Linked DNA regions of Homo sapiens: all the other regions are linked to region 1. Evidence: chromatin loops called from intact Hi-C (ENCODE). Cell type or tissue: heart right ventricle. All regions are shown on one strand. Each heading gives the region's core, and the rest is flanking DNA. Links, peaks and the distances in the headings are about the cores only.

Evidence for each region. Peaks named below come from ENCODE experiments on the same cell type or tissue, not always from the same donor. Only the 100,000 strongest peaks of a DNase experiment are listed, where the experiment ranks them.
Region 2: a loop joins it to region 1, with 5 times the contacts of the local background. A loop is called at or near these places in 5 of 110 quality-filtered maps.
Region 3: a loop joins it to region 1, with 4 times the contacts of the local background. A loop is called at or near these places in 8 of 110 quality-filtered maps.
Region 4: it touches region 1 in a loop (2.7-fold over the local background); 8 of 110 quality-filtered maps call a loop at or near these places.

The regions. Positions count from the first base shown.
Region 1 is chr6:15,620,724-15,625,723 of GRCh38, forward strand. All of the region lies in intron 5 of DTNBP1 (dystrobrevin binding protein 1), which reads right to left. Among named protein-coding and RNA genes, the nearest start is that of DTNBP1, 40 kb to the right of the region's middle. RefSeq lists an enhancer at 1,032-1,131. In heart right ventricle, for the core only: CTCF peaks have their summits at 2,985 (motif pointing left) and 3,197; a DNase peak (open chromatin) is centred at 1,148; H3K27ac peaks cover 2,832 bases.
Region 2 is chr6:15,437,216-15,445,757 of GRCh38, forward strand. All of the region lies in intron 3 of JARID2 (jumonji and AT-rich interaction domain containing 2), which reads left to right. Among named protein-coding and RNA genes, the nearest start is that of DTNBP1-AS1, 100 kb to the right of the region's middle. RefSeq lists enhancers at 1,675-1,744, 7,309-7,809. In heart right ventricle, for the core only: a CTCF peak has its summit at 4,228 (motif pointing left); a DNase peak (open chromatin) is centred at 4,246; H3K27ac peaks cover 703 bases.
Region 3 is chr6:13,905,030-13,913,571 of GRCh38, forward strand. No RefSeq gene overlaps it. Among named protein-coding and RNA genes, the nearest start is that of RNF182, 16 kb to the right of the region's middle. RefSeq lists a cis regulatory region at 7,936-8,297. In heart right ventricle, for the core only: CTCF peaks have their summits at 4,020 and 4,221; no DNase peak of the experiment used is centred there; H3K27me3 peaks cover 573 bases.
Region 4 is chr6:15,261,063-15,269,604 of GRCh38, forward strand. The region is part of intron 1 of JARID2 (jumonji and AT-rich interaction domain containing 2); the gene reads left to right. Among named protein-coding and RNA genes, the nearest start is that of JARID2-AS1, 17 kb to the left of the region's middle. RefSeq lists enhancers at 3,656-4,165, 4,171-4,310, 6,305-6,863, 6,864-7,421, 7,422-7,980 and 1 more. In heart right ventricle, for the core only: no CTCF peak of the experiment used is centred there; a DNase peak (open chromatin) is centred at 4,142; H3K4me3 peaks cover 1,640 bases; H3K27ac peaks cover 2,846 bases.

The sequences.
Region 1 (5,000 bases), core at 1-5,000:
GCTACTTGGTGCATTCAGTATCGTGCATGTATGCTTAGCATATGGGGGACGGGTTAAGAGCTAGGCTTTGAAGCACAAGCTTAAAAACCCAGCTCTGCTCCTGCCAGATGAGATGCAATGTGATACCTCGTCTGTGAAGAGAGAGCTAACAACACATATCTTGCAAAGCTGTTAAAAGGATTAAATGAGCCGAAGTACCTAAACTTAATACTTGACAGTAAATAATTAATGTTTGAATATAAAAAATAGAGAAAATTTTTAGATTAGCTAAGTTTTATATTTAATAAAAGTGATTGAAAACTAATAATTTCATTGACCAGTAATGATCATGATGTAAACAAGATCTATGGATCTATTAGATCAAAATGTCAACAACATTTTCATTTTTATCTTACAAACTTACACACCTATAAGTTATTTTCCAGGCTATAGTCTTAGACTTAAGATCTCCTACAGGTAAAAGGAATTAAATTTCAAATGATTTTTCTGAAAAGAAACTATGTAATGGAGCCAACAATTATTCTATGCTGGAAAATGTGTATGTTCTTTTTACCTCTTTAATCTTTATCTGGACAGATGGCAATTTCCATTTAGATTCTAGCTCTGTTGGTTGACTACAGAGCTAATGAGGCCAGGAACTTAAATGAGGTTGATCTCTAGGCAGGCCAATTAATTTCTCACAGACAGAAATTCTGTTCTAGGTACAAATTGTACTTGCTGCCCTAGTCACTCTTTTGTTAATAACGTGGGGACCAGATGAAAACATGTGAGTGGTTTATCAACCTGGAATTCCTAATGAGAAACAAACTGTACATACTTCTGAATAGGACGGCCTCATGCTCTTGTGCTGAATGACAAATTTAGACTAAAAATGCTTGAAATAGTCCGTGGTCATTTTACTGCTAACACCAAATTCATATTTATGTTCTCCCCTTTAAAAAGCTTCACAGGCTCCCCAGCCCTTTCAAGTTAAACTCCTTATCATTCAGAGAGCTACTGCTCTCTGGCCACAAACTGTTTACTTCACTTCTTTCCTTCACATATTCTACATTACAGCAAAACAAGAGGAGTACTGAGCGTTGGTGCCTCCTCCTCCTTGCCTCTGCCTGTCCCTAACCCCGGCCTGTCTTTTCAGGCTTAGGCCAGTGGCAGCCCGCCCTCCTCCCACAGGGCTCCCTTCCTCTTCTGTGCTTCCCCAGACCTTTCAGCCTCACACAGGACTCACATTCTGACTGATATCATCCAACCAGTTGTGTACTCTCATATCTCTCAGGAATCAGTAAGGGCCTTAAAGGTGCAGACTGTATTTTTGCTTTTTTGCTATCCCCTAATAACCCTGTCTGTTGAATTCAATAAAGAATAATTTCTGGTGATAGAATGATTTTATTACTCTAACATGTAAAATAACTGAGAAGGCAAAACTATTCATGGTCATCTAGTTTAAATATTAAGAGACTATGCCAAATTTTGTAAAAGAATAAACATGAGCAGAGAACTTAGAAAACATTAAACAACATGATGATACTTTTAGTATATTAAACCAGGTCACATTATCAGTGACTTAAAACAGAAGAAATGATGAAAATTTTCCATTTTAACACTTAGCAGACTTGAAATCAGTAACAAAATATAAAATAATTGCATTGAAAAAAATAAAGGTTCATCCCCTTATATTAAACTTAAAAAAGCTCTTCATATAATAATGACAAGTACATACGTAATGTGTATTCCGAATATTTTATGTTGAATTTAAGTTAGCAGAAATTTAATTTCCCTGTCACAGCCTGCTCATTTCCTGTTGCAAAACAAGTTGCATATATGAGTACATTTGGTAACCAACTTAGGATGCATATACATAAAATACTAGCAGGCCTCCATGGACACAAATATACCTTTACAAGAAGCTCAAGCCTCACCATTTTGCTCGCTATAACAACCGCATATGTCTCATTTAGTGATCAGTGAAAGAGATAGGTAGAATTTTATTGTGAAAAGCCATTTGGGAATGCCTGACAGCTGTGCAAAAAAGAGCTTCACAAATTTTTGCAAGAAGGCCGTCCCAGAGGAAAAGCAATTCTGTTTGGAATTTTTCTTTGTGCCATTTGTTTCAAATACATATCATCTGTAGTGTAACCACTGATATATAAAGAATGAAGCAGCACACTAAAATTATTTCCCACTTAATGAGTTATTTTCTAACAAAATAATTAGCCTTATGGAACAAAGAACTCTCCTTGGCTGCAAACCCATAGGTCACAGAGGCCAGGTACTGAAAGACCACAAGACTGTTCAAATGCTTACGTTACACTTTTATGTACTAAGGTAATAAGGTAATGATGGTATGAATAAGGAAACTTTAAGAAGTACATTAACTTGCAAAAGCCATTATGGAACAAATGAGATCTATGTAGTAGCCTAAAAGGTGTCTAAGAGAATTAATGTGCCTCTTGAAGGGTCTAGCCTCAGAAAGGAACCTGGACATCTGATAATCTAGTCCATGAAAAACTGACAGAGCTATGATAATCTCTTTGTTAGATGCCCTCTAAAATTCTGTACAGAAAAAAGCAAAATAATACTGTATCAGGCTAGGTCAAACCAAAAGAAAAACACAAACTCAGTATACGGCTGCTATTCTCTTATATCTAAGAATTCTTATCTAAGAGTTAACAGCATCTTCTGGCTGGGTACAGTGGCTCAATCCTGTAATGCCAGAGCTTTGGGAGGCTGAGGCAGGAAGATCGCTTGAGTCCAGGAATAGTCTGAGGCTGCAGTGAGCTATGATCACATCACCATGCTACAGCCTGAACAACAGAGTGAGACTCTGTCTCTTAAAAAAATTAAAATTTTAAAACAAAAACAAAACCCAGAATCTTCTGTTCTAGATGAAGGGAACAGTCTTTTAAAAATAGGTCATATAAAATAAACTAAGAGAAAATTCAAAGACAAGGCTTTAACATTTTGAACTTCAATAAAGGAATAGGATTATACTACCCTCTAGTGGAAGTTCAAGATAATTCAGTATATACTTTTCAAACATATTTTTCCAGTTTTATGATTAAAAAGCACTGTGGTTTTTCACAGAATAAGAAAGTGCATAGAATCTGGATAAAAATATTCCATTGTATGCTTACACACCTTCAATGTACAGAATACTAATATCACCACATTGAATCTTGTGGTTTTGCATTCTAAACTGTTTTGCAGCACAAGCTAAACTGCCTAACATCCATCCAAACCCTCGTGTCACAGAATAATGGTTTTGTGAATTCGCAAAGGCTAGAGAGGCCCCCATTAGAACGTCAGCATCTTGATGGCAGGTGCCCAGCCTTGTTCACTGCTGTGTGTCCAGAGTCTGTACGCAGTGCGTGGTGCGTGGCAGATGCCCAGCATGTACCAGGCACTGTGCTAAGTGGTTACGTTTGTCATCTCCTTTAATCCTCCAAATACCTACAAGACAGGTATGCTCATCGTCATTTTGCAGACAAGAAAACTAAAGCTTGGAGCCATTGAGAAATCTGCACAGTTTTTAAAGTGAGGAAGTTGGATTGGGAGCCAAACCCGATCTGTCAGTTCATAGCCCTTGTTTTCCAGTTCCCAGCATACCCTTATTACTTATTTTTAAAACGACAAACCTTACCAGTAAGTATCAATTAAATAGGCTCCTGTAAGCTGGACTGAAGCCAATATGAATGGATCATCTGTTGTAACTTAACAATTCCCAAGGGGCTAGGTACCAGGAGCCATATTAATGAAGCCATGGGATAACACAGCTAAAAGCATCATCAAAAGTCCAAATTGCTCACATAACATAAATCCTTTGCCCTTCAATAAAAGCAGGGCCTCTAGAGAGCAAAGTAAGACCAAAAGAGTGAAGCAGCCTGGAAAATGGAGGGACTGACAGGATATGGTGTTACATTTGACAGTGAAAGGGCAACAAGTTCAAAGAAGTTAGGGGGACCCTGTGACTAAATATAATCGGTTACCATTTTCTTCTAAGTTTGTTTTTATTTTTTATTATTGCTTAACTATTTAAGCTTTGTAATATTATGTCAAGGTATTTGGGTAATAATAGGAGAGATTTTGAGGCTTCCAAAAAAAAAAACCCAGTAAATGAGTAAGCATTTAAAACACTAAATGTTTCCAAAATCTAAGACTGATACATAAATGCATCAAAATGAATTCATAAAGTACATTAATGGTACAGATACATGTTTACACAACTCACTCCATCAAATTTGGCTTCAAAGTGTTTGTTTTCCTACTGTAAAGAATATCGTCAGCAATGATTCTATAAAGCTTAAATTGCTTAGCTAAAAGCCTCATGATTTTAAAACAACTCTCTCTGGGCTTATTCTAGGCCAACAAATACTAACTAGGTCTCTAAAATTCCAAGTTTTGATATGCTATCTTCCACAGTCATTCATTACTAATTATAAATATCAGGCAAATAACAGCAATAGATTAAAACCCAAAGGAAGCATGTATTTCAAAGGCTAACAGATAATTCAGATTGGCAATATATATGAAAAGCAACCATCCAGACATACCTTCTAAAAAAAACTGAACTAACTCTCTAAAAAGAGCTCAATATCGGTTAGACATAGATGAGAGGAAAAAAATGACTCAAATTAATTTAGCAGTGATTAACCAGAACAGTATATCAGATAATGTTTTAGCTTTCATTTGTCTTTAGTGTTAGATGTTCTCAGATTACTAAAAAAGAGAGGATTCAAGTGAACATTTGGAAGGCCTACCTTGTGCATTTAAGAAGCCAAAATGCAGTTTCTGAAGAATAAGGTCATGTGTCACTAAACATCAAACATTTTTCAGGATATTAGAATCCTAATTGGGAACGAACATACAATATATTCTATGAAAGACTTATAGAGACTGCATTTTCTAAACAGAATTGACTATGAAAATAATGAGAACTGTGGCAGAATGCATTTAATCAATAGAGTGGTATTAAGCAAACAACAACTATCCGTAAACAGATTTAC
Region 2 (8,542 bases), core at 1,443-6,442, 180 kb before region 1:
TGACTCCATGGTGTAGTCTAGGTCATACTTTATGTTGTGAGGCTGTGACTGGATTATGTCGCACTTCATGAAACCTAAGGCTTCCTGTTCAGACCTGAAAGGCAGAAACTGTGTCTCCTTCATTATCCATTCCCTAAGGTCTGTCCCCTTTTATGTCCAGCTGAATCACACCATGAACCCTTGGCCTCAGCTCCTTATGCACTGTCCTTTACGCTTACATTGTGGAAGTCCTCCCTTAACCTAGTTAGTTACTAGGGTTGTCTATCTGCAGTGCTAGTTTGTGTAACATTCTCTGCTTTTAAAGTTGTATGACATAAAAAAATAGAAGAAACGTATTTTAAAAAGAGGAACTTTTTCTCTACCCTCTTAAGTTCAGTTTTGGGGAGCCTGCTAATTAAATGGATGAAAGACAGATTAGCAACAGGGAAAAAAAAAACAGATTTAGTTGAGTTCACAAAGAAATGTGACTCTAAGAGGAGGTTAGAATTTACCATCCTAGAATCGCTTGAACCCGGGAGGCGGAGGTTGCAGTGAGCTGAGATCACGCCACTGGACTCCAGCCTGGCAACAGAGTGAGACTCTGTCTCAAAAAAAAAAAGAAAGAATTTACCATCCTAATGGGATGTGGGGGGCAAAAGGGCGATTCTGGGAGGACAAATAAATTCTTAGAAGAGGGTGGAGAAAGGCCACTTAAGAAGAACAAGTGAATTTTTGGAAAGGTAAGTGGGCCCTTAGCAGAATAGATAGAAGATAGAATATTTTTGTCAGTGTCTGTTAGTATTGTTTTCCAAACCCACACAGGTTTAATGTCTTGGGGCCTGTTCTGGGTATGAAGTTACTATGGCTGCTTTTTGATGGTATTTTGGAAATGGGTTGTGGGGTGGTGGGATGGGGAGGAAACTTGAAGTATCCAGCTGGAAATGTTCTCATTTACAAATTGCTGGAGGAGAAGCCTCAGCAACCCTTCCCAGGACTGATATATGGCTGGGAGTGTGGAGTTTGGCAGTGGATTGACACAGTTAAAGATGGATGCCTCTTTGATCAAAGGGAGACCATTAGGGCATGTTGAGGCTGGCGGAATCGGAAAGTTGCATTATAAAGAGGGTAGTTATGCATCCCCCCTCCCAGTGCCTGTCACCCACATCTTTATGAACATGATTCTGCATTTGCCCAGTTGGCTGGCATAACATTCTGCTGAAGTCAGCAGTGAGGGAGATGTACGTACGTAGCTTTTTTCATCTGTGAATTGCAGAGCGTAGAAGGATGTAGTTCATTTCCATGATTCCTCTGCACGTCATTGTTTCTGACCAATGTGGACAAAATGTGAGTATTTTTCTGACAATTCCAACTTCTTTGTTATTGTGGTTCCTCCTGGCAGCCCCCGCTTTAAAGATCCTTTAGGCAAATGTTATCCTTTCTCTTCAATGGTGGCTTGCCTTCCTGTGGTGGGGGCAGCATAGCTTGAAAAGAGCTAGGAAGCAGTTTCCCTCCACAGTATCCTTCTATCTGCTCCATTGAAATCCCTTACTGTGGCCATGCTCGGTGGCTCACACCTGTAATCCCAGCACTTTGGGAGGCCAAAGCAGGCGGATTGCCTGAGGTCAGGAGTAAGAGACCACCAGCCTGGGTAACATGGTGAAACCCTGCCTCTAGTAAAAATAGAAAAATTAGCCAGGCATGGTGTTGGGTACCTGTAATTCCAGCTACTCAGGAGGCTGAGGCAAGAGAATCGCTTCAACCCGGAAGGGGGAGGTTTTAGTGAGCTGAGATCACGCCACTGCACTCCAGCCTGGGTGACAGAGCAAGACTCTGTCTCAAAAAAAAAAAAAAAAAGGTGTGGGGGGTGCTTTTTCTGGTTCAGGCAGTGGAACAGGGGAGAATGAGGCAAACCCAGCTACAGTGCCTCTCATAGGAAGCATCACAACCATTAATTACTCCTGGTGCAAGAGGACTCAGTGAAGCTAGGTTTGAGGTTGGGGTAAAAGATAAGATTTTGGACATTGCTCATTTAAGAAGTTTTTAGCTGAAAAATCTTATCATTGGCTGCTTTCATTGTTGGAGGTTTATAAGCCTGTTGCATGGATCTCTATCCTCCTCCTGTACTTGCACCCCTGCTGTTATGTTTTATTAGGATGTCGTGCAATTTATTCTCCCGTTTCTTTCACTCCTGGTTATACTTTTGATCACCCTTCCCTCTGTTTTGTAATGCCATCCAGAAAAAATGAACAGATAGTGAGGCTTTGTGAGGAACCTACGATGGATATGTGGCTGCAGCCTTCTTTGGAGGGTTTAAGCTGCACTGAAGGAGGCTGACCTTGTGGCTTTATCATTTCCTGTCTACAGACAAGGAAAATGGGCTTAAGCAGGAGGGATTAATGAAGGACTTAATTGAACAGGAAGTCTTTGTCTTTTAGCCCTTCAGAATTACACACAGCTTGGGTGTTTTTATCTTGAGTCCTGTTTAAGAGATTGGACTTCTTTTCTCAGGATGTTTCCGGAAACTGAGTGGGGATCAGAAATTGTCATGGAGTTAAAATGCTAAAGAAGAGGGGTAACAAGCCAGCTTCATTGGATGAGGAGAAGGGCTTGTTTTGATTTCCTCATTCTTCCCAGTCTCACCCCTGGGAGTTTCTGCTACTGGCTTGGCTCAAAGCCTTAAAAACCCATAGAGTACTTTTATAATGTCACAGCAAATGCAAGCATGTTGTCTCTGGAAAGGAACTCTGAGGCACATGTGTTAAACCAGCAATGCTGTACCTTTAGCAGAGTGTTGTTGGTTCCGTGCCTGAAACACAGATAACATACTTGACATCAAGACCCCTTGTGAATCAGAGAGAATGACTTTACCTTCTTGGAAACGTTTTGACTTGAGATGTAGTCAGAAGATATTCTCGTCCGACCCTTTGAGGGTTCATTTAAGCCGTACGCAATTAGATGAACATGTATGTCCTGCAGATACTCACTGCTCATCTGTTGTCCACTGCCGCTGTCTACATATGTGACCTCTTTCAATTTAGTGCACATTCTTGACATCAGGTGGATTCACAGCTTGCAACAGCGGACTGGTCCTTGGCTGATAAAAACTGGGAGGACTTTCATGTTGTACTGAGGCGAGGTGTCTGAGGTCATGGAATGGTTATTAAGATTGTAATCGAGGTAGAATATTGTGAGTTGGAAGGTTTGGGCTGACCCCTTTGCATCCTGCCTCCCAGCCCCTCAGGTCCCTCCCTTTGGTTTGATTCAGTGATGCCATTTGGTTTCTGTTTTGTGGCCTGAAATATGGTACCATGTGCAGTGTTGAATGTTGGGAAAAATTTAAGGCTGCTTAAGGGATATTCTGGGTATTGTTAGAAAGGAAGTTGATTTGCTCACCTTGCCCTGTTGCCCACTTTCCATTGGCACAGTTTCTTTGGGTTGTATTTAAATTTTTATTCCACTAATGTGTCTTCTAGAACTGTTACTACAGCCAGTGACATAGATGCTCAGACACTGTGTCTGTAATAGCTCCGGTTTTTAAGTGGGAGAATGTGCCGTTGTTTCAGCATCAGAGAGCTCAAACAGTCAGAAGGTGGAGGAGAATTAGTTTTCCTAAAGTTCATTAGCTATTAGCAGATTTTTTAAATTATGATTGTGTTTCCTTATCTTAGGCATTTTTAACAAATGTTGTCAGAGACAATGTGTCAGTTATAGTGAATCCTTTTCTTACAGAGCAGACTTCACTCCGCATTTTTGTTGGTGATAGTTTAAGTAATGCCCCATACTTTGAAAATCACAAATGATTAAGGTCCAGGCAACTAAATAAATTTCTGTCAGAGCCCCAAAATGTGGGTTTTCTGATACTTATCAAAAAAGGCTAGATGTTGTGGGTTTTCTGATACTCAGAAAATGTGATAATCAGAAAATGTAGGTTTTCTGATACTCACCAAAAAAGGCTAGATGCTGTGTGTTTTATCTCTAGCCATGTTTCTTGGGATCTAAAATAGCTGGATTGTATATTCCTAGATGTTTTCCATACAAGAACTTTGGGGTGTAATGAGTTGGAGGGGTGAGATGGTATTACTAATAGCGTTGATAGACCTACTTTCTGTAAATAGTGGCTGGGTTCTTAACTGGCACCAGATTTTAGTGCAGGTCCTAAAAATTGGCTAATACTAGTGCTTGTCATAATTTAGCATTCCTTTTTTTCCCCTTAGGGGTGATCCCACAGCTGGAGTGTAAAGACTCGCTATTGCCATCTATTGGTGCATGCTGGCTACTTCATAAGATTTGCAGTGGGTGGGGAAATTGCCTGGGATCCCTTTTCTATTTGTTACCCTTTAAATGAAGAAAATTTCTGTTAGTGAACTTACTGCATGAGAGGGAGGACATGTAAGATGCCAGAGCCCACTCTGGTCCTTCTGGGACTTAGAGGACACTCTGAGTGCCGCCTTTGTGCTTTGGTCTGTCGTGTGCTGAATGGATGGTTAGGACCTCACCTACCGCACAACTCCATCTGGTATGATATTTCTGGTGGGAAGTTTCTGCAGCTATCTTAGAAGCATTCCACTGGATTTTCTTTATTTATTTATTTTTATTTTATTTTATTTTATTTTTGAGATGGAGTTTTGCTCTTGTTGCCCAGCCTGGAGTGCAATGGCACGGTCTCGGCTCACTGCAACCTCCACCTCCTGGGTTCAAGTGATTCTCCTGCCTCAGCCTCCTGAGTATCTGGGATTACAGGCGCCTGCTACCACGCCCAGCTAATTTTTATATTTTTAGTAGAGACCATGTTAGTCAGGCTGGTCTCAAACTCCTGACCTCAGGTGATCCCCCACGCCTGGCCTGGATTTTTATTTTTTAATAAGCTGTATAGCATTGTAGAATACAATTTCTTCTTATATTTCTCTTGCATTTTGAAAAAAAAAAAAGGAAGTAAAACAGGATTCTCGCCTCACAGGGTCATTCCCTTTGCCTTTCCAAACATGCCCATTGCCAGGAGAGTTCTGGCAATTTGCAGTTGGGTGTTGAGTAATCTAAAATTGAGAGACTGCTAGGGTTTTTGTTGAAATGATATTTTAAAAACTAAATAGGGAATCCCATCGAGAGATAGTAGAAAGGCAAATTAACATTTTAACTCGCTCTTCTAGGCTTTTAAAACTGAATGTACTTAGATAATTTGTTCACTCCTTGTAACTACAACAGCCTATTAGAAATTATTTTGGCCAGATCCTGGCTGGATTCTGTAGCTACTTGCATGTGTTACTCTGACTCTTACTGTCTTTATGTAGTCCCTTCTGCCTTAAGATCTATCTGCTTTTTGCTTGAGACTGTCCTGAGACCAGCAGTCTTTGACGAGAAGAGTATTTGTGGCTCTTCCCTCCTGGGCTTGGAGTTGTATCCCTCATAACAACGGGGTTATGCCGTGTGGGGATGGCGGCGCAGACAGCCTTCCATAGGTGGTAAACTATAACTGTGTCATTTGTGACTGACAGAACAAAAGGGCTTTGTTGCCACTTTAATTGTTGATTAATGATGATCCCTCTCAAATTTGACACGGTTGCTTTCTAGAACACAAAAGAAGTCAATGTCAGATGTTTCCTTGATCATGACAGTCATGATTTTCAGGCAGTCTTGGTTCTCTGACATTTCAGGATGCCATAGAAGATTTCAAGAAACATAATTGAATAATTTTATTAATTGAATAAAAAACTGTACTGCATATTACTTTTCATACTGTTTGTGCAGGATGTCACCAGCTACCTGAGATTTATATGCACCAAGTCATGTTTTATTTGGGAAAAAGTTCATATCTTGTAGATATTTAGTGCTATTATCTTCGATTTTTTAATTTTTTTCCTCCTCTTTCCTACCCCCCTAATCCTTCCCTGGAATTAAAAAAAAAAAAGATTCACCTTTCTCTCTGATGCCTGTTTTCCACTTTAGTATTCCAAGGGAGTGAAGTGTCTGCGAGCAAGAATGGTGTCTTCCTGATGTGGTGGTGATGTTTGGATTTGCAAGGCTTGCCTTGTCCTTGGGCTGGCTTCTTCATGGATAGAGCTGATGAATATATTTTTAAGTAGTTATGTCAGCGTTCCTAAGGGTGACTCACAGTTCTGAAGTAAGTTAACGTGTTGCCTAAATGAGTTACTCCTCATTGGAAGGGCTAAGTGGAAGGAAATGCAGATTACAGATTGTATTGCTACTATTTAATCTTTAAGGGAGTAGGGGAGTGGATTTTTGGAATTGTGATATCTTTCTAAAATATATATGAATGAATTTTTCACCTTCCCCTCCACCTTCTAAAGTGCTAGGTGGTAGTACTAGCACTTTAAAAGTCAGTATATTTTGCTGTTTTACTGGCAGTTAGAAAGTTGGCGCTAGAAATCTTTAGCAATACTGACAGTTTGGAGATTTAGATTTTACTTCTCCAAAATAATCAGGACTTTTCATCTACTCTTACGAAATGATAGATCCAAAAGATTTATTACAGAAATTACTACATTCAGGTACCACTTGTTTTTTTAAGAGGAGGTCAAAGATCACAGAAGCTTGGAGCTAGAGAGAGCCTTAGCTTCCCTTTTTAAAATAGTCCTTAAAAAAACCACCTAAGAAAAAAAGACCCAGCTTGCCCTAGGTGACAAGTTAGGTGAACTAAACTCAGGTTTTGTGACACCACTACTCTTTTGCTTGTACCACTGACCAAGCAAAACATCATAATGTTTCATCTTGAGGGGAATTCAACTAACAAAAGATTTCTTTACGCAAATTCCGGCTATGGCAAATGTTTATTCTAAATAGCTTCCTATGTAACTTAATTAAGACAAGTGCTGCAAATATTTAATATCCTGCGGTTTTTTGCATAAACAAAGTGTTCCATCAGTTTATGTGTAAAGCAAGAAATGAGGCTGTGGACCACTAGGGCTCCATCTCCAGAAGTACCATAAAGCAGGCATTCTGCGTAGGATAACTCTGCTTACAGAGCCAGCTGACCTCCCGTTTTGTCATTGTGTGATGCCCTCCCATTCTGGTAAATCAAACCCTGACCGTTTAAAACTGTGGGAACTGGGTGGACCTTGCGCTTAGAAGGATATGGTCTATGCTAGTGCCTCTCATTACAGAGTTTGCTATGAATTGGTCTCTGCTAGCCTCTGGGTTCACTTGAGGATGTGTTTATTTTCTCTTTACTGTTCAGGATGTTTACAACCATTCTGTGTGGTTTGCTCGCAACCGCACTTGCATTTGAATTTGGTGGGCAGCTTGCCCTGGGTAGAGGGTATCCCTTGCCCGACCCCCCACAACCTCCAGTGCGCACACACACGGGCACACTCTTGTTTCTTTGAGTGGCTGCCAGGTTTGTAGTGTGTGTGTCTGGGGGGCGAATGGAGTGGGTAATTATTTTGGGGATGGAAACACAGGAAATTTTTTTTTTTTTTGAATAGGCCTTTCAGCAAGTTGGCAAAGCTTCAGGGCCAGCTCCCACACCGGCACAAAGAGCGCAGCCATGCCGGTCATTTTGCATTTGCCAGACACGAACTGTCTGATTTTTTTTTTTTTTTTTTTTTTGAATGAACAGACCCTCCCTCCCACCCTTTCCTTGCCCTTTGTTTAGAATTGGGATGTAATCTAAATAATTGGATTTACCAGCTTACGTTTTTAATATTGGAAAATTGAGTTAATAAAATGATGTTTTGGCATGTACTTCCCTCAGCAAGGGAACAGCTGTGCATTCACTTTAAGCCGCCTGGTCCCCCTTGCTCCTGCTTGATCCAGCTGATTTGTGTGTCACGCCATGCCCTTCTTGGGTTTGCAGGCTATCAGAAATCCTGGACAGAAATAGGATTTAATTAACCTGGAAATTGCTGTTGTGCCGCAGTCAGGGCTACCCTAGAGATTGAGTGCACAGATAGCAATAAGCTGGTTAACTCTACACTGTTGATGACCCCAGAGGAAACCTGGAGAAACAGTGCCACCCTTGTGTGAAGCTTCTAATGGCAGGATGCCCAGGAAGCTTCTAAATCAATCATTTGGGGAGGAAGGGGCACAGGGAGGGTATTACAAAAGAAAAAAGTATTTGGCATAGGACTGTTAGTTCATCCCTGGGGTTTCTTTACAAGCATGGTCTCGTGATTTATTGGTTAACTTTCCAAATAATGTTAGTGTGTATCTTGCTGTGCTCCTTCGTTCTCATAAAGGTGCTATATATTTTATTTTAACAACAAACAATGAAGATTGATTTTGGTAAATTTTTAAGCGGTGATACCTAACAGCAAGTGAGAGGTGGCTGTGGGAGGCTTAGCAGAAAAAGAAAGTCACCTTCCATGTAGCTTAGGGAGTGGATGGATGGGGAAAGGACAATAGGGATCTTTCCCCCTTCGAGCTCATGCAGCTTGATCAGGAAGTACAAATACTCTCTGATGTATGTGGTGGTCTTGTTGCATGAGGTGTGTCAGGAGCCGCCTCTTGGGCCCAGCGACTGTGGCCTGGGAACAGTTGTGCTGTGTGAGGCCATGTGGAATACAATGAAATGCCAAGGGTTAGAAAAGCGCCTTGTGCCACAGGGTGA
Region 3 (8,542 bases), core at 2,012-7,011, 1.7 Mb before region 1:
CTGCCTCGTGACTGGTATTCAATTCTCTTGATGTGGAAATTGTTGATCCCCCCAACAATCACTTCTTGCTGTCTTGTGAAGCTAAAGCTTAGTCATAAGAAGAATCTATCTTCTTTTGTGGAAATCTTATTTCTTATAAATTATTCAGTCTCTCATTCAGCCTAATGAAGTAGTTGAATTTCACAGAAACCGAGTGAGAGGTGAGTGGTTGCTCCAGAACAGCAGAAAAGCTAGTGGCAGTGGCTTGGAACACACCTTTCCTCAACACGAAGCCAAGGGTCAAATGAAAGAAAAAATGTGAATACATTTATATGTCTGGCCAGTGATTAAAAAAATGTTGCTCTTTTTAATATCTCATCAACATCAATGATTACATTCTTTTCTGGTGCAAATGTAGTAAGTGGTTAATTTGAAAGTATAAAAATGTGTAAGGAAGAAAAATAACCAAGAGTGATACCATTTAAACGATATTACTTAGCGCTGGTATATTTCTTTCTATTTTCTTTTCCATTAAGATATTTACCAAGCACATTTGAATGTATAATTTTATATTTTGCCATTTATCCTTAACATTATAACAGAGGCACACAAGGCGTTTTGCATCTTGTTTTTTTTCCATTTATTGTGATATCTTTGACATCTTGTCACATTGGCATATGTAGACTTACCTCATTCTTTTTAATAGCTGTATGGTATGAACATAACACAGTTTTTTTAATGAACACAATGTTATTTCATAGTCTTCTTTACCATTGAGATATTTACCAAGCATATTTAAATATTTAATTTTATATTTTTCCATTTATCCTTGACATTATAAGCATTTCATGTTATTTCATAGTCACAATATTATCACAATGTTGAATGGCTGTATAATATTTTATTGCAAATGGCAGTTTAACTCTTCTATTAATAATTTGGTTTGCTTCCAACTTTTTGCATTATATCGGTAATGTAACAAATATCTTCATGAGTAAAGTTTTTTTGTATTAAAGTTTACTGGGCTAAAGAATATAAACATTTGTAATGCTTGTGACACACAGTACTTCTCCAAAAGGATCATATTCAGTTTACATATAAAGTGTCATTTTAAACTTTCAGTTTAATTATTCTAATTTTAAATTTATTTATTATACTTATTTATATTTAAAACAAAATAAAACAAGCATTTCTTAAATTACAGATCATTGTCAACATTTTACATGGTGCCGAGATGTATAAAGTTTAAAGTGAGGCTGGGCGCAGTGGCTCATGCCTGTAATCCCAGCACTTTGGGAGGCTGAGGCAGCCGGATCATTTGAGGTGAGGAGTTCGAGACCAGCCTGACCACATGGTGAAACCCTGTCTCTACTAAAAATACAAAAATTAGCTGGGTGTGGTGATGGGCGCCTGTAATCTCAGCTACTCAGGAAGCTGAGGCAGGAGAATTGCTTAAACCAGGGAGGCGGAGGTGGCAGTGAGCCGAGAACGCTCCACTGCACTCCAGCCTGGGTGACAGAGTAAGACTCTGTCTCAAAAAATAAAAAATAAAGTGAAATTATCCCATAATGTTATTTCCCAATGTAATTACTGTTTATAGTTTATTGTATATTCTTCCAAAATTTTTGATATGCATATACTGACATTTATTGCAGTCATTCTCTGTATTAAAAACACGCATGGCGTTTTGCATCTTGTTTTTTTTTCCATTTATTGTGATATCTTTGACATCTTGTCACACTGGCATATGTAGATTTACCTCATTCTTTTTAATAGCTGTATGGTATGAACATAACACAATTTTTTTTATCCCATCTTTGATGGACAGTTGGGCTTGTTCCAAGTTTTTTCCTGTTACAGACAATACTGCAATGAGAGTTCATGTATATATGGTTTAATGAGCATTTACTGCTGTGAAAATGTGACTTTGGAAATTGTTGGCAAGATGATTCTCTCAGTGTGCTGAAACATACAATATTGAAACATCATTTAAAATTTTAAATTTGAATTGAGTCATTGTCATTAAAACCAGGTTAAAATCACAGTGATCTTTTCCTCTTATATAGGAATGAATCCTCTTGCTCCAGATGGAACATAAAGCTCCTTAAATTGAAATTCATTGCACGGGGGCTCTGATGGCCCTTAACAGATGGAAGAACAATCTCATTTGGGTGGTTATGTAATTCAGTGATTATCATGGAACCCTTCAGATACCATCAGACAGAAGGTGGACAGAGTGAGGCTCTGCGGCAAAGGCAGGTGCCATGGCTATAGATTCACTATACTTGTTTCTCTGCATTTATTTGCATCAATAAGACCAGAATCAAGATCTGAGCAGTATAACATGATCTGGTCTAATGACCAACTTTGGAATCTCAGAAATCAAACATTGGGATGCCAGTTGGAATTCAACTAGTTTCTAGTTAAACAACCTTGAGAGGGTCGTTCCATCTCTCTGAAAGCCTTATTTGTACAAGTATGCTAGACAATGCCTCTAGAAGGAGGTTATGATATTAATATTCATTCAATAGATATTAGTTGAGGATTATGTGGCAAGAACTTTTCTGGGTTCTAGAAATACAAGTGTCAATAACATAGATGAGAATCTATTTTTATTTTTCTCAAAGGTGACATTGTTACCTGCCTTAACTGAAAGTAATCAACTGATCTGCTTGGATTTAACCAACTAAGTTTAGCTTTTATGCATTGCATTTTCTTGGTAATGCAGGCTTGCACCAAGGCAGACTATTAGCCAAATCGAAAGATCCTGTTTGAGCTTATCTATTCAACAAAGTACTATTTCTCCTGCCTTATATTATGGCTAAATTTAGAACTCATCATTTCAACACACACTGAAACAAACCAACCTACCTTCCTTCCTTCCTTCCTTCCTTCCTTCCTTCCTTCCTTCCTTCCTTCCTTCCTTCCCTCCTTCCTTCCTTCCTTCCCTCCCTCCCTTCCTCCCCTCCTCCCTCCCTTCCTCATTCCCTTCCTCCCTCCCTTCCTACCTTCCTCCTGCAACAATGCCCAGAACAAGCATCAAGAGCAGCAACTGGCACATAGTAGTACAAAATAAATTTGATCGACTAGATTTCTACAAATATTTATTGTCTAAATTTCATGCAATAGAATGGCTGTGGGGTATACAAAGATAAATAAAATATAATTTCTACTTTCTAAGATCTCATACCTAGTTAAGAGATAGTTATAACAACCAGAAATATGCTGAATGTTTTAAGAATTATGTGCATAGGTCATCTACCTCCATATCTCCAAGTTAAGTTGCCATTTTCTCTTTTCATTGTTCTATTCGACCTACCCTAGACTTTTATCTACATTTGTCTAAAATTGGCACACCAGATAAATTAGGTTATCTAATTTATCTAAAATTGGCAGACCAGATAAATCAAACAACTTTGTGTGTGTGTGTGTTTTGGTGAATCAGAGATTACATTTTGTATCCTTTTCAAGAGAGTGTTTGTAGGCAGCATTGGTAAATGTTTTATACTTGTTTGCAAAGCTGGTATAAATATTTCAGGACACAATTGAGCTTTTCTCATTAAAGCCCATTTTTCTGTCTCTGTATGCAGAAGTTTCTAGCTGTGGAGAGAAAGTACTATTTAAAATAATTGTGAAGATCCTAATTCTATGGCAGCTGTGACAAATGGACCTTTTCTGCTCTATTAGGTTTTGATGAGCTTATTTTTAGTTAAAACAGTAACTTTTGTTACTAAAAAACTCTTAATTTGATCTCTATTTTCAAAATTTGCTCCCACTTAAAGTCTATACTGAGCTTGAAATCAGGATCCATTTATTTTTCAAACCAGTAGCACAATCTGCATCACAGTTCTCAGTCAGATTTGATATTTATAGTAGGGTTTCTAGATACCCTAAAGCTTCCGTCTGATATTTCTGCAAATTAGGAAAAACAGTGTGAATAAACAACAAGCTACTTTCTGTAGAGCGACATTTAAACGTAATGCAGGAATGGATGTGTGAAATTTTAATTTCCCCTTAGGTCACTTTTAATATTCTACCCATAGATGGCAGCAAGTGACCAGGCAGCTAAACCCCCAGGCCTTCTAGCCAGTCTTTATCAGGTGGATCTGTTGTAAAGCCACAAGAAAGGGAAAGCCATGGCTGAGAACAGATCCCATCTCTGGAGATTGTTTCATTCAGTCGTCTTAGATGGCTCTTCTCTTCAGATGTGGAGAACTTTGTTGTGTTTGGATTCTTCTTCTGAGGCTTAGGAGAAGTGTCCTTGTAGCACTGAAGGAATGCCTAAGGCCAATCAGAAAGGGCATGAGGCTGAGGGCTTCTCTGGACTGCTCAGTGCCTTCTGCCTTGGCTCCTTTATCTCTGAGCATGATGGAGTGGAAATTCCCCTGAAAATTCAGCCTTGCCTACGTGGTCCCTAGGAGTCTGGAGTTCCTTGCTCTTATTTTTCAACCTCTCAGCAAATTGTATTCTTGGGCAGCTCATATCTTGAATCCTGCTGTGCACCATTGGCCCCATGGGGTTGGAGGGTCAACCTGCAGGTGACTTTTAACAGGATAACCTAAGGTAGGCATAAACTGGTTGATGGGTATACATACATTTATTTTGTTCTTATTATTTCTTTAGCACCGTGTAAATACTTTATATACATCATCCTATTTGCTCCTCACAAGACCTCTACAAACTAGTTATTATGAATCTCGTTTGGCCAATGAGGAAATAAAAGTAAATTAATTTGTTTGAAGTCACAAACCCAGTGTAAACAGCTTTAGCTACTTTAAGGAGGCTGCTTCTTAGAATGTGGTAAGACTTGGATCACATTCTCAGCCAGTAGGTACAGATCACTACCATGTGCATAAGGAGTGATACACATGTTCCACAACCTTGAAGACTTTACAGTGAGAGGTTCTACACATAGAAAAAAGATAGAAAGCAGCAGAAAAATTTAAGAAAATCCAAATTATGATAATTGGAACTTCTGGAAGACACTGGAATAAAAGGGATGTCTTAGGGTTTTCAGGTTTTCATAGAAATGAAAGAAGCCAGAGTAGAAATGGAAGCTAAACAGGGGCCTGATCAAATTCAAGATGGAATATCCTACTCTTCCAGTTTCCCTTGAGTGGTGTAACATCAAGCACTTGGCTATCCTCAGCAAACTAACACAGGAACAGAAAACCAAACAACACATGTTCTCACCTATAAGTGGGAGCTGAACAATGAGAACACACGCACATAGGCAGGAGAACAACACACACTGGGGCCTGTGTGGTAGAGGGTGGGGAGAGGGAGAGCATCAGAAAAAAGAGCTGATACATGCTGGGCTTAACATTTAGGTGATGGGTTGATAGGTGCAGCAAACTACCATGGCACACATTTACCTGTGTAACAAACCTGCACATCCTGCACATGTACCCCAGAACTTAAAATAAAATAAAAAAGAAGTTGGCTAATAGCCTCACATTGTAAGGGCCAAGATATGGTGAACAGGATCCTCAAACTCTCATAGAAATCTAGGATCTGGATCTACTGTGGGTGTCTCTGACTGTATAAGGTCTCCTGAAGCATCAGGAATAGATAGTTTATAAGAATCCAAAGCTTACAAATGGCCAATAAGCACATGCAAAAATGCTCAACATCATTAGTCACTGGGGAAATGCAAATCAAAACCAAAATGAGATACTACTTCACACCAAGTAAGATGGCTAGAATCTAAAAGTCAGAAAACAAATGTTGGTAAAGATGTAGAAAATTGGAACCCTCATACACTGCTGGTGAGAATGAAAAAAAAACGCAGCCAGTTTGGAAAACAGTCTAGTGGTTCCTCAAATGATTTAACGTAGAATTACCTATGAAATTCTACTTCTAGGTTTATACCCAAAGAAAATGAAAAAGCATGTCCACACAAAAACTTGTACATGACTGTTCATAGCAGGATTACTCATAATAGCTAAAATGTGGGAACAACCCAAATGTCCATCAACTGTTGAATGGGTATATTCATACAATGTCATGAATGAAATACTGATTCACACTACAACATTTATGAACCTTGAAAACATGATGCTGAGTGAAAGAAGCCAGCCACAAGAGACCACATATTGTATCATTCCATTTATATGAAATCTCCAGAGTAGGCAAATCTGTAGACATGGAAAGCAGATTAGTGGTTGCCTAGGGCTGGGGGCAAAGTGTAGGAGGATCAGAAGGTGATAGCTAAAGGGTATAGGGTATTTTTTTGAGGTGATAAAAAACGTTCTGAAATTGATTGTGCTCATGGTTTTCCAACTCTGTAAATATACTGAAAACCATTGAGTTATACACTTAAAGTGGGTGAATTGTATGGCATGTGAATTATATCTCAAAAAAGTTGTTTTTAAAAAAAGAATCCATAATCAGCTACAGCTACTTAATGTAGAGCTTATTTGCCAGGTAGTATTCTAAGCACTTTGCATATGTTAACTCTTTTAATCCTCAGCACAATCTCACCAGATAGGTAATTTAATCTTGCCCATTTTACAGATGGAAAAACCAAGACACAGGGGTATGAAGAGTCTTGCCCAAGGTTACTTAGTTTACAAGAAAGGCCACATTAGAATCTCTTGTGTAAAACTGGAAGGGCTTCAGAAATTCTGCTCTTAATCATAGGCCATACTGCTTGTGAGAGAAGAGATCTGTGTGTGTGATCACCTCGTTAAACCCCCTTCATTTTATATATGGAAAAACAAGGCACGCTTAGGGTGGAGCTGCCATAGAGCCAAGGCTACTGCTCCTGGTTTGAGACGCAGTGGTATCATGTTAGCTAGGCACTAAAGGGTTAGGCAGGACAAACTCAGAGTCATTCACTTACACAGGGGACCATTTTTTCTTAGAAATTATTATTATTATTTTTGAACCTGGGATATGAGTCAGGTCAAAATGCATAGATGGTGGAGGGGGGGCTGTTAAAAAGAAGAAAATGAGGATGCAGGCAATAAAATTAGTTGGGGATTTGGGAGTTCATAGAAGTAAAGTGAAATAATATGCAAGCATGTCCATGAAATATTGCCTGTTTCATTTTTCATTATGTATTATCAGAAGATTTCAAGGGAACTAAATTTGTAGAAAGATCTTGCTTGAAGTCAGAATGGTTCTTTTTCTGTGAGAAACTATTAGGTGTTCCACATTCCTCTTCTGTGTCACCATTGTGTCTAAGGAGGAAGGGAGTGGATCCCAGGCTATGGAGACAGATGGGGAAGCAGAAACAAGCCTTGGCATTCTATTAAGTGACTTAAAGTTACAGAATATCGAAGAAAGCCTGAATTACCATATGATCACCATTGTTCCTCATAGTTATCTTTTTTTTTTTTTCTTTTTGTGAGACAGAGTCTTGCTCTGTCGCCCAGGCTGGAGTGCAGTGGCATGACCTCAGCTCACTGCAACTTCCACCTCCAGGGTTCAAGCAATTCTCCTGCCTCAGCCTCCTGAGTAGCTGGGATTACAGGCACCTGCCACCATGCCTGGCTAATTGTATATTTTTAGTAGAGATGGGGTTTTTCCATGTTGGCGAGGCTGGTTTTGAATTCCTGACCTCAGGTGATCTGCCCACCTCGGCCGCCCAAAGTGCTGGGATTACAGGCGTGAGCCACCGCGCCTGGCCAGTAGTTATCCTTCTTGTATTGTTATCTTCCCTAAATCAGCTTTCCACAAGAGTCCTCTGCTAGCTTTTGTGCTCCTCCTGTCTCTTTACAGTATTGGCAGTTAGTTTGCCCCAAGGTCCTCTGAGTTTTCTTTGAGGCTGAGCTATCTTTCTGTTCCCTGGCATTTCTGTCATCCTTCTTGAATTGCTCAATTGCGCTGTTCATTCCCCCTGCAGTCTCTTAAATGGCTCAAAATGGAGCACAGCTTCAAAGAGCACTCTGATATTTGTAGTCTTACATGTGATTTGTAACCTTGAAGGTTTCCCATGGAGGAATTTATATATCTGTGAGCAATGTTAGATTACAACATGTTCAAAAAGAACATTGCAGTAAACGTGTGAACGCCAAGACATGGGGGATGAGTAAATCCATGCAAAAGTAAATCAAATAAATTTGAGGTGAGAAAGAACAACAACAAAAATGAAGGACACAAGGTGGCATACTGTGAAGCAGTGATAAGAGATAAATGACAGCTGTAGTCAGGCTAGCAGGAAGTGATAAAGGTTGGGTGACTCAGTTTGAATGAATGAAAGCTGATGGTGATGGACAGATCGAGAGGAATTTTCCCACAAGTCAGGACAAGCCTCCACGTCAAATAATTATACATAAGCCCCTATTTAATTTGGCAATCAACATGAAAGCAATGAATAGTGATAGCCTTTCAGCTTAATTTAGGTGAGTGTAAGATAAGTGTTTTCGGTAACTGTGTATAAAAGTATCCAGGACAATAAAACAAGCTACAGCTTAAATCAAGTGGACAATCCTGGTCTTTTAGATTCAGCCTTTCATCATGATCCCTGTTGATGATGATGATGATGATGATACCAATAGTAGGTTATGATTGTTATATGACTGGGTTTGGATTCATTTATATAGGAAGTTCTTCATTC
Region 4 (8,542 bases), core at 1,500-6,499, 360 kb before region 1:
TTACCAAGGAAGGCCATTATCTTTGACTTGCAAAGCTTTTACAGCCAAACATTGTTTGCTTACAGTTCTTTAATACAAATGAAGACCTTAATGGTAAGAAGAGTCCTATTACTACTCCCTTTGTACATGGAGGTCATCCCAATAAAGAAAGGACGATGTCACTTTGCTCAGGCATTAACAGCTTGTTTTTCAGGACAGGCATTATATACGGTCTATGAAGGCCTTGGATGGTGTTTTTTCTTCTTCTTCTTTTTTTTTTTTTTTTTTTTTGAGACGGAGTCTTGCTCTGTGGCCTGGGCTGGAGTGCAGTGGCGCTATCTTGGCTCACTGCAACAACCTCTACCTCCCAGGTTCAAGCGCTTCTCTTGCCTCAGCCTCCCAAGTGGCTGGGACTACAGGCGTGCGCCACGACACCCACCTAAATTTTGTGTTTTTTGTAGAGACAGGGTTTCACCATGTTAGTTTGCCAGGATGGTCTCCATCTCTTGACGTTGTGATCTGCCCGCCTTGGCCTCCCAAAGTGCTGGGATTACAGGCGTGAGCCACCCCGCCCGGCCTGGTGTTTTCTCTTCTAAGGAATGTGGTTTCTGCCATCAGCAGCAAGTAATCCTCCTTGCTGAGTGTTAAAAGATTTCTAAAGTTGATAAGGAATACTGAATTTACTTTTGTACTCCCTACTACGTCCTACTGTATATTGTATACCTTATATACAAATTCAGGGATTTTTTTTTTTTTTTTTGAGATGGAGCCTTGCTCTGTCACCCAGGCTGTAGTGCAGTGGCGCAATCTTGGCTCACCACGACCTCCACCTCCCTGGTTCAAGCAATTCTGCCTCAGCCTCCCAAGTAGCTGGGACTACAGGCGCGCGCCACCATGCCCGGCTAATTTTTTGTATTTTTAGTAGAGGCGGGGTTTCACCGTGCAGGTCAGGCTGGTTTCAAACTCCTGACCTTGTGATCCGCCTGCCTCAACCTCCGAAAGTGCTGGGATTATAGGCGTGAGCCACCGCGCCCGGCCCAGGGGATGGTTTTGACTTTGTCTGAGTAGGCACTGACATGGAAAAGGTATGTATAAATGAAGAATCTCATGCCTTTTTTTTTTTTTTGCCTGTTAATTTTCTTATTTTAAAATTTTTATAGAGGTGGGGTTTCGCTGTGTTTCCTCGGTGGGTCTTAAACTCCTGGCCTCAAGTGATCTTCACCCCAGTTCTTCCAGCCTCTTACACCTACGAATCATTTTCTGTCTTTGTGCTTTTGCTTATTCTGGATATTCCATGTGAATGGAATCATATAATATGTGGACTTTGTGTCTTGTGTCTTTTAAAATTATGTTTCTAAAATTCATGCTGGAGTGTGTATCAGTACTTCATTCCTTTTTGTGGCTGAATAACATTCCATTGTATGGATGTATCATGCTTTGTGTATCCAGTCATCAGCTGATGGACATTTGAGTTGTTTCTATGGTTTGGCTATTTTTTTTTTTTTTTTTTTGAGATGGAGTCTCACTCTAGCCCAGGCTGGAGTGCAGTGGCGCAATCTTGGCTCACTGCAACCTCCACTTCCGGGTCCCTGTTCAAGCAATTCTCTTGCCTCAGCCTTCCGAGTAGCTGGGATTACAGGTGTGCGCCACCACGCCCGGCTAATTTTTGTATTCTTAGTAGAGACGGGGTTTCACCACGATGGCCAGGCTAGTCTTGAACTCATGATCCACCCGCCTCGGCCACCCAAAGTGCTGGGATTTATAGGCGTGAGCCACCGTGCCCGGCCCGTTTGGCTATTTTGAACAATGCTGCGGTGAACGTTTGTGTGGAGGTTTTTGTGTGGATTTGTTTGCATTTCTCTTGGAATACCTTGTTAGAAAAGCGTGCTTATACGTATTACTACTAAATTTATTTTCTGTCATTAAGCTGTGTTTCAGTTCATGCCTCTGAAGTGATGTGCTCTGTTCAGCAGAGTCCTATGCTGTGCCCTCCCCTTCTGGGGCTCTAGCTTGCCCTTTGGAGGGTGTGTGTTTGTGTGTGTGTGTGTGTGTGTGTGTGTGTGTGTGTGTGTGTGTGGTAGGGGTCCTCATTTTCCTTACTGCCTGTCACTCTCCATGTCACTGTGGGTGGCCAAGAGTGGTCTCATTTCCTCTACCCCTTTGCAAACCGTAAACACTGGTCACACGTGCTTGTGCTGGAATCATATGCTCCAGTGGCTTGATGGTGGGACTTCAGATTTCCTGCATTACCTTAGGTTTTGACTTTCTTGTGGTTACCTCTGTCAGCATTCTTTGGCAGAGGACTATGGGGAGTAGAATGACCTAGAAATTATCCCTGATTTTCTTCTCCTTCCAAGCCTGCTGAACCAAAAATGGTTTTTATTTTTCTTTGAAAAACTACCCTTCGTAATGAACTCCATTAAGAAATAGGAGTTCTTCAAAGGAGGAGGGATGTTACTGTATTCTTTTGATTTCTCTGAATTTACTAGATTTATTTTCCCCAAGTTGGTGTGAAATTGTTGAGATTGGTCCTTAACTAGAGTCAGACAATTTTTTTTTTTTTTTTTTTGAGACAGAGTCTCACTTTGTCGCCCAGGCTGGAGTGCAGTGGCGCGATCTCCACTCATTGCAACCTCCGCCTTCCGGATTCAAGTGATTCTCCTGCCTCAGCCTCCAGAGTAGCCAGGATTACAGGCACCCGCCACCACGCCTGGCTAATTTTTGTATTTTTAGTAGATACAGGGTTTCACCTTGTTGGCCAGGCTGGTCTCAAACTCCTGACCTCAGGTGATCTGCCTGCCTCGGCCTCCCAAAATGCTGGGATTACAGGCGTGAGCCACCGTGCCCGGCTGGCAATTTTTATTTTTTAGATACAGGGTGTCGCTGTGTTACCCAAACTGGAGTGCCGTGACGTGAACGCAGCTCACTGCAGCCTTAACCTTCCTGGGCTCAAGCGATCCTCCCACCTCACCCTCCCAAGTAGCTGGGACTAGAGCTGCGCTTCACCATGCCTGGCTAATTTCAGGCAATTTTTAATTGTTAGAAAAACTGTAAGGCAACATAAGAGAAGTGGATGGTGGGGACTGCAAATGTCATGTGGCCTAGTGGTATTGAGAAGCATTTTGTGAAGCAGAGAGTGCGTGTTCCGATTCTGTAGGAGCACATGTCTTGGTGTGGGTGTCTTTGCCTTCCTAGAACTTCCTGATGATAAGAAGCCTGTAAACACCAGTGTGTCCGTCAGTATTTGGAATCTTGTTTATTACATAGTCCTCAGGTTCATTGTCAAAAAATTCTTTACTGATGGTATTAATCAGTATTTGGAATCTTATTTATTTCATAGTGCTCAAGGTCATTGTCAAAAAATTCTTTACTAATGGTATTAATCATGCTTCTCACACTCCAGTTTTTCTGGTATGGTTTTCTGTTCCAAATTGACTCCTGTGCTCAGGTCATTAGTTTGGCTTACTAACAGGAGCCCTGACAGCTATATTCAATATTTTTCTCTGCAGTGGCCAAGTAGCCAAGAATTTACTAGTTTAGACACCCACCTCAGTTTAGAAGGTAGGTGTGAGTGTGTGTGTGTGTGTGTGTGTGTGTGTGAGAGAGAGAGAGATAGAGAGAGAGAGAGAATATCTAAGAAGGAGTTAATATTTTAAACTTTGCATTGTTTAACTGGAAATCTGTGTTCTGCCGGGCCGCTTTTATGTGGTGTACCTATAACCTATACACATACTTGTGCCTTTCAAAGGCTAACGCCACATCCCTCCTACTAAAATTGCTTATTAGAGCTAATTTTAAGAATTGAGTTAGAACTGCCCTATAATGTAATGCAGAATATTTCCCAATAATGCCTAGGTTAACAATGATAGTCTTGCTGTATTGTGCAAAAAAGGCTTCTGTTCAGACCCAGCTGGGTTTCAGGCTTAATTCATTGCTCTATGGTGGGATCACCACAGCTGCTGTGGGGCCTTTACAAATGCAAAAAAGCTGTCAGTGTTTGTTTCATCAGCTGCATAAGTGATGAGGCCAAGTTGAGGAATCCATTCCAGTGCGCAGTGTGCAGGCTGTAGCTATTATTGTTTACAGAATTAGTGTGTTGGAGCTTTAAAATAGTTGGCACATCGTCTGCCCTTTAAAAGCACAAGACTAAGGAATGAGACCAGTTGGTTGTCCTTGTAATGTTGGCCGGATCCAGCCCAGCCCTTGTCTTTTAACAGCTACTGCTCCGGGCTGTGCTGTGGGACTTGACTACTCTTTGGAGGAAGTGGGGGTGCTTGCTGAGTTCTTGTCTCTGTAGTTCTGCATCCCAAACTTAGGTTTGCATTAAAAAAAAAAAAACAAAAAAAAACCACGCAGTCATTTAGAGTTCCATAAGTGTAATTGAGATTTAAAGCCTTAATCATCCTCCCAGCCCCAAATAGGTATAGGACTGTCAGCTGGGATTTCAAATATCTGTGCAGTAACATTCCAGATTTGGCTCTGTGAGATTTATTTTGTGAAGTGATACTGCTTTGGGACTTGCCCTCATCTCTCCCCATGGGTACAGAAGTTAAGGCTACTTCTTGGCTGGCAGCCAAGAAGCCAGGAAAGCCCCATTGGACAGGTCACTTTCCAGGCAATTAAGGAGTATTCTGCAGGGCTCTCCGTGAATGCTGTCTTAACAGTGTAAGGTGACCCTCTTCCCCAGGGACCTGATGAGCCCGGGCAGCATGTTCACTTGCTTTTGGACTGGGCAAGCAGGAATCTGGGACCAGCATCATGGTCATTCACAGGATAGTGTGGGATTGTCCCAGCCCCTCCCTCATTTACATTCAGACCCCTTCTCCACTCAGGGGTCTCTGCCTCATGGAAACTGGAGGGCATGGGCGGTGGCTGGTCTGTTACGGTTTTGAAAGTGGAGCTCATCAGGTCTCCTAGCCAACGGGGGTGAATAATTGTGCTTCCTTCCTCCCAGCTGGAAAAGGTCCCAAAGTGCTCTCTCATATTCATAAAAGAGATGGCACGAGGCTTAGTGTCTCCAAATTAAAGGTCAATACTGATCAGCTTTCTCTCAAAGAACTGTCACATATGCTCTCCTGGAGACATTTGTGTCTTCCCATTTTACCTTAGGAAGTCTCTGGAGCCCAGGAAGACAAGTGTGTCCGATGAATCTCCTGTGGTGTTGGTACTGATTAAGCAGAGTTTGGGGATCCTTGTATGGCCCCTCTTTTAAAGAGCTTTTTAGCACGGTCTCTGCCAAGTATATTTTAACTATTAGTTACAATGATCTTCCAACAGAGAGCAAACAACATAAGTAATAGTTTAGAGTTTTACTTCTTAACGTCTTCCCAAATTCCTTCTCTTTCTCTTTCTTACCTGCACCCTGGAATAGTAGTAATGAAAAGGAAAATAGCAAACCGTGAGCTCCATATCCTCTCCCGCTGGGGGAAGGACTAATTTGCAGGGCCTCATAAGGAAACAGCAGTTTCATGGTCATTGTTGTCAGCCTAGCAGCGCTTGGTTGCACTTCCGTTGCTCAACGTGTTTCTCCTGGCTAGGGTGTTTGTAGTATATTTTGAGTTTTAGGAATCTTTCATCAAAGTTTCTTCTGCTTTTTTGTCATTTTAAGGCAAAACATTTTCTTTTGGTAGCTTGAAAGTTCTACACTCTCAATGTTTAAACATTTTTTGGGGGCAGGGTGAGAAACAGCTTTGTGGACGCATATCTGATTGTGTGTGTTTGTTATTTCATGTCAGAGTCATCTCATGACCCCAGGAGACCTCGCCAGTGGCCTGCCTCCTAGAAAATGCACTGCTGTAATAACAATCAGGGCGCCAGCTGACCACTGGTTGTCCCTCAGCCACTTATTAGCTGCATGTCCAGGAGGATCACCAGGCCGTGGTTTAAATTCTCAGTGTTCTCCATTGTAATGTGGGGTGCACGTGCGTCCCTGAGTGGAGATTAGGTGCTCTAATAGGCACAACTGTGCCCCTTTCATTGTAGGCATTCTCTTCCACCTGTATATTAGTATTGCTTCTAGCTGCGTGATCGAGGGTTTGGGTTAATGCTGACATATTGCAACTTACTGGATGGCAAACAGTTAAGTTGTCTTCTTTGGCTGTGGGGAGAGATGGTGAATTCAACACTCTGAAACTCTGAACACAGTGTCCAAAGAGACCCTGGGCTTCCTGGAGTGTTATTCTCTTACTCTCCTAAACTATTCTCCCACTCCCATGAAAAAGAAAATCTTAAAGCGGCTTATCAGTATCTGACATAAGACAGAGTGAGGCCTTTCCTTTTATCTACATAGAGATAGCTCAAAGATCTGCTTGAGGGGCAGCAAAAGGCATGTCAGCAACCACCAGGAAAGGATCCTGAAGCCTAACCAACTGGTTATAAACAGCAGTAGGTGCCCAGGAGGGAACCGATACCTTCTGCAAGAGCATCAGTTGTGAAATGGCCTAGGTACAAGGATGTTCTTAGAATCAGGTTTCAAATTATAGTAACATGTAGACAGACTCTGAATGCTCTGGGAATGGAGTAAGCTGGTTCTAGTGAATTTTCTGGTTGACTGTTTCAAGCCATGGCATTAACTCCTTATGAAGGATATTTTTTGGCTGTCCTGTCTTCAGAAGTCCGGTGTGACGCGCGAACTCAATGGTTGCGTTCCCGAGGACCTTATGGAGTGCTTCCTGTCTGTCTGCCAGTGCTTTGTTACTGTGCACCTCTGTAGATATGCAGTAGGGGGTTTTTGGGTGGTGTGCATGCTGATCCCCAGAGGGTTTATATTTTACCTGCACTCCTGAGGATGTGTTTGTGTTGCTTGGGGCCCTGAGAAAAAACTGCATTCAGCGGAGGATTTAGTAAGAAGAAAGTTGGTTCCATGAAGTGTACATCAGCAGCCCCCGAGGATGCTGTGGGGTTGCAACTCCTAAGGCTTAACTGCGGCGGGGATCGGTTAATAGTATGGACAACCCCACACCCCAGAACAGGGGATAGGTGATGGACGACAGTGGGACACCATACCTAATGTGCATGCCTGCTTCCTAGAAATTGTGATAGTGTGGTGACTCTTTCCTTCTCTGAAAAGACCAAACCCCATCACTTAATATGGAAATTTAAAACCAAACCTCCAAACCCTTCTGACAGCATTTTTGACCAAATTGGCTTTTCGTAAGGGTAGAGCTAGATTTTCCGAAGAGCTTTAAAAACACAGCCTAGAAGCTTATCTTTGTGAACTTTTGCTGTTGTCAACAGTGGATATCTTGCTGCTGCTAATAGAAAACAAAAAAGTTCATTTGCCAAAATGCTTGTCATTTCCTCCTGAGGAGTGCAGCTTAACGCCAGGACTTCATTTAGTCAGAGGGAAATGGTTGCTACCTCCCTGTTAAGCTTCTTTCCATTATCCAGTTATGGCAGAATGAGTGTTGGGGCGGCCTGGGGAGATGGGGGTAAAATAAAGGAACAGCTAAGAAGTGGTTCTGCAGAATGTGTACTTATATCCGAAAGCCTGGATGGAAAGGACGGTGGCTTTGGAAGGGGTGTAAAATGGGAGGGGGTGGCAATCGCTGAAGCATGACAAGCCTCCGAAGGCCTCTGGGACTTGAACACAAAAAAGGGAGCTTTTTGCAGCTCTTTCACATGCACACGTCTCCCTCTGCCCCATCCATCCTCCCCTGCTGTTTTGTAAATCTCCCAGTTGGAAATTTTTAACATGGGAGAGCTTCTTCCTGTGCTTCAGTTGGCAGAATGCTCACACGCAGCTGCAAAGAATTTGCTTTTCCTTTTCACAGCATCTCTCATTTAAAAGCATTAGTGAGACTACAGAACAAAATAAAAACTTCAGGATTTTTCAGAAGTGGAAGCCAAGTTTAATTAAAGTCAAGGAAGTTCGGGGCTCTAACTCTTTTGTTAAACCTCTTAAAGTCAGGCGTGTGCGTGTGCCCATGGCAGGCAAGGTAGGAAATGCCAGTGCCTGTTTCTCGTTAGGAAATTTAAAGGCCTACTTGTCTGGTGTGTGCTTGGGGAATGTCCTAGAATTTATCAAAAGATGTGCTGAACCATCATGTCTTTGGTGGCCTCAAAATGCTTGCCAGTGGTGAGGTAGTTGCCCCTTTCTTGAGGGAGGAGGAAAACCGTTAAATAGCTTTCTGTCTCCTCCCAGGCCTCTGTAAAACCTCCTAATCTGAGTGCCCTGTTCCCTGTGCTCCACCCTTAGTCCCTAGACCAGGCCACTGGGCTGTGAGCATTCTTGTTGGGGGGGGCGGAAAGAAGTTTCTGACTCGATAACTGCCTCCTAAAGTTGGATTTTTAATCTTTCAATAGTATTTGAACCTTCAGCATTTTTTACATTTTATTTTAAGAGACAGGGTCTGTTGCCCAGGCTGGCGTGTGGTGGTGTGATCACAGCTTATTACTGCATCCTTGAACTCTTGGGCTCAAGAGATCCTCCTGCCTTCCCTGCCCCACCCCCTAGTAGCTGGGACCACAGGTGCATGACACCACACTTGGCTAATTTTTAATTTTTTTTTGTAGAGATGGCTATTTTAAAATTTTTTTTTTTTTTTTTTGGTAGAGATGGGGT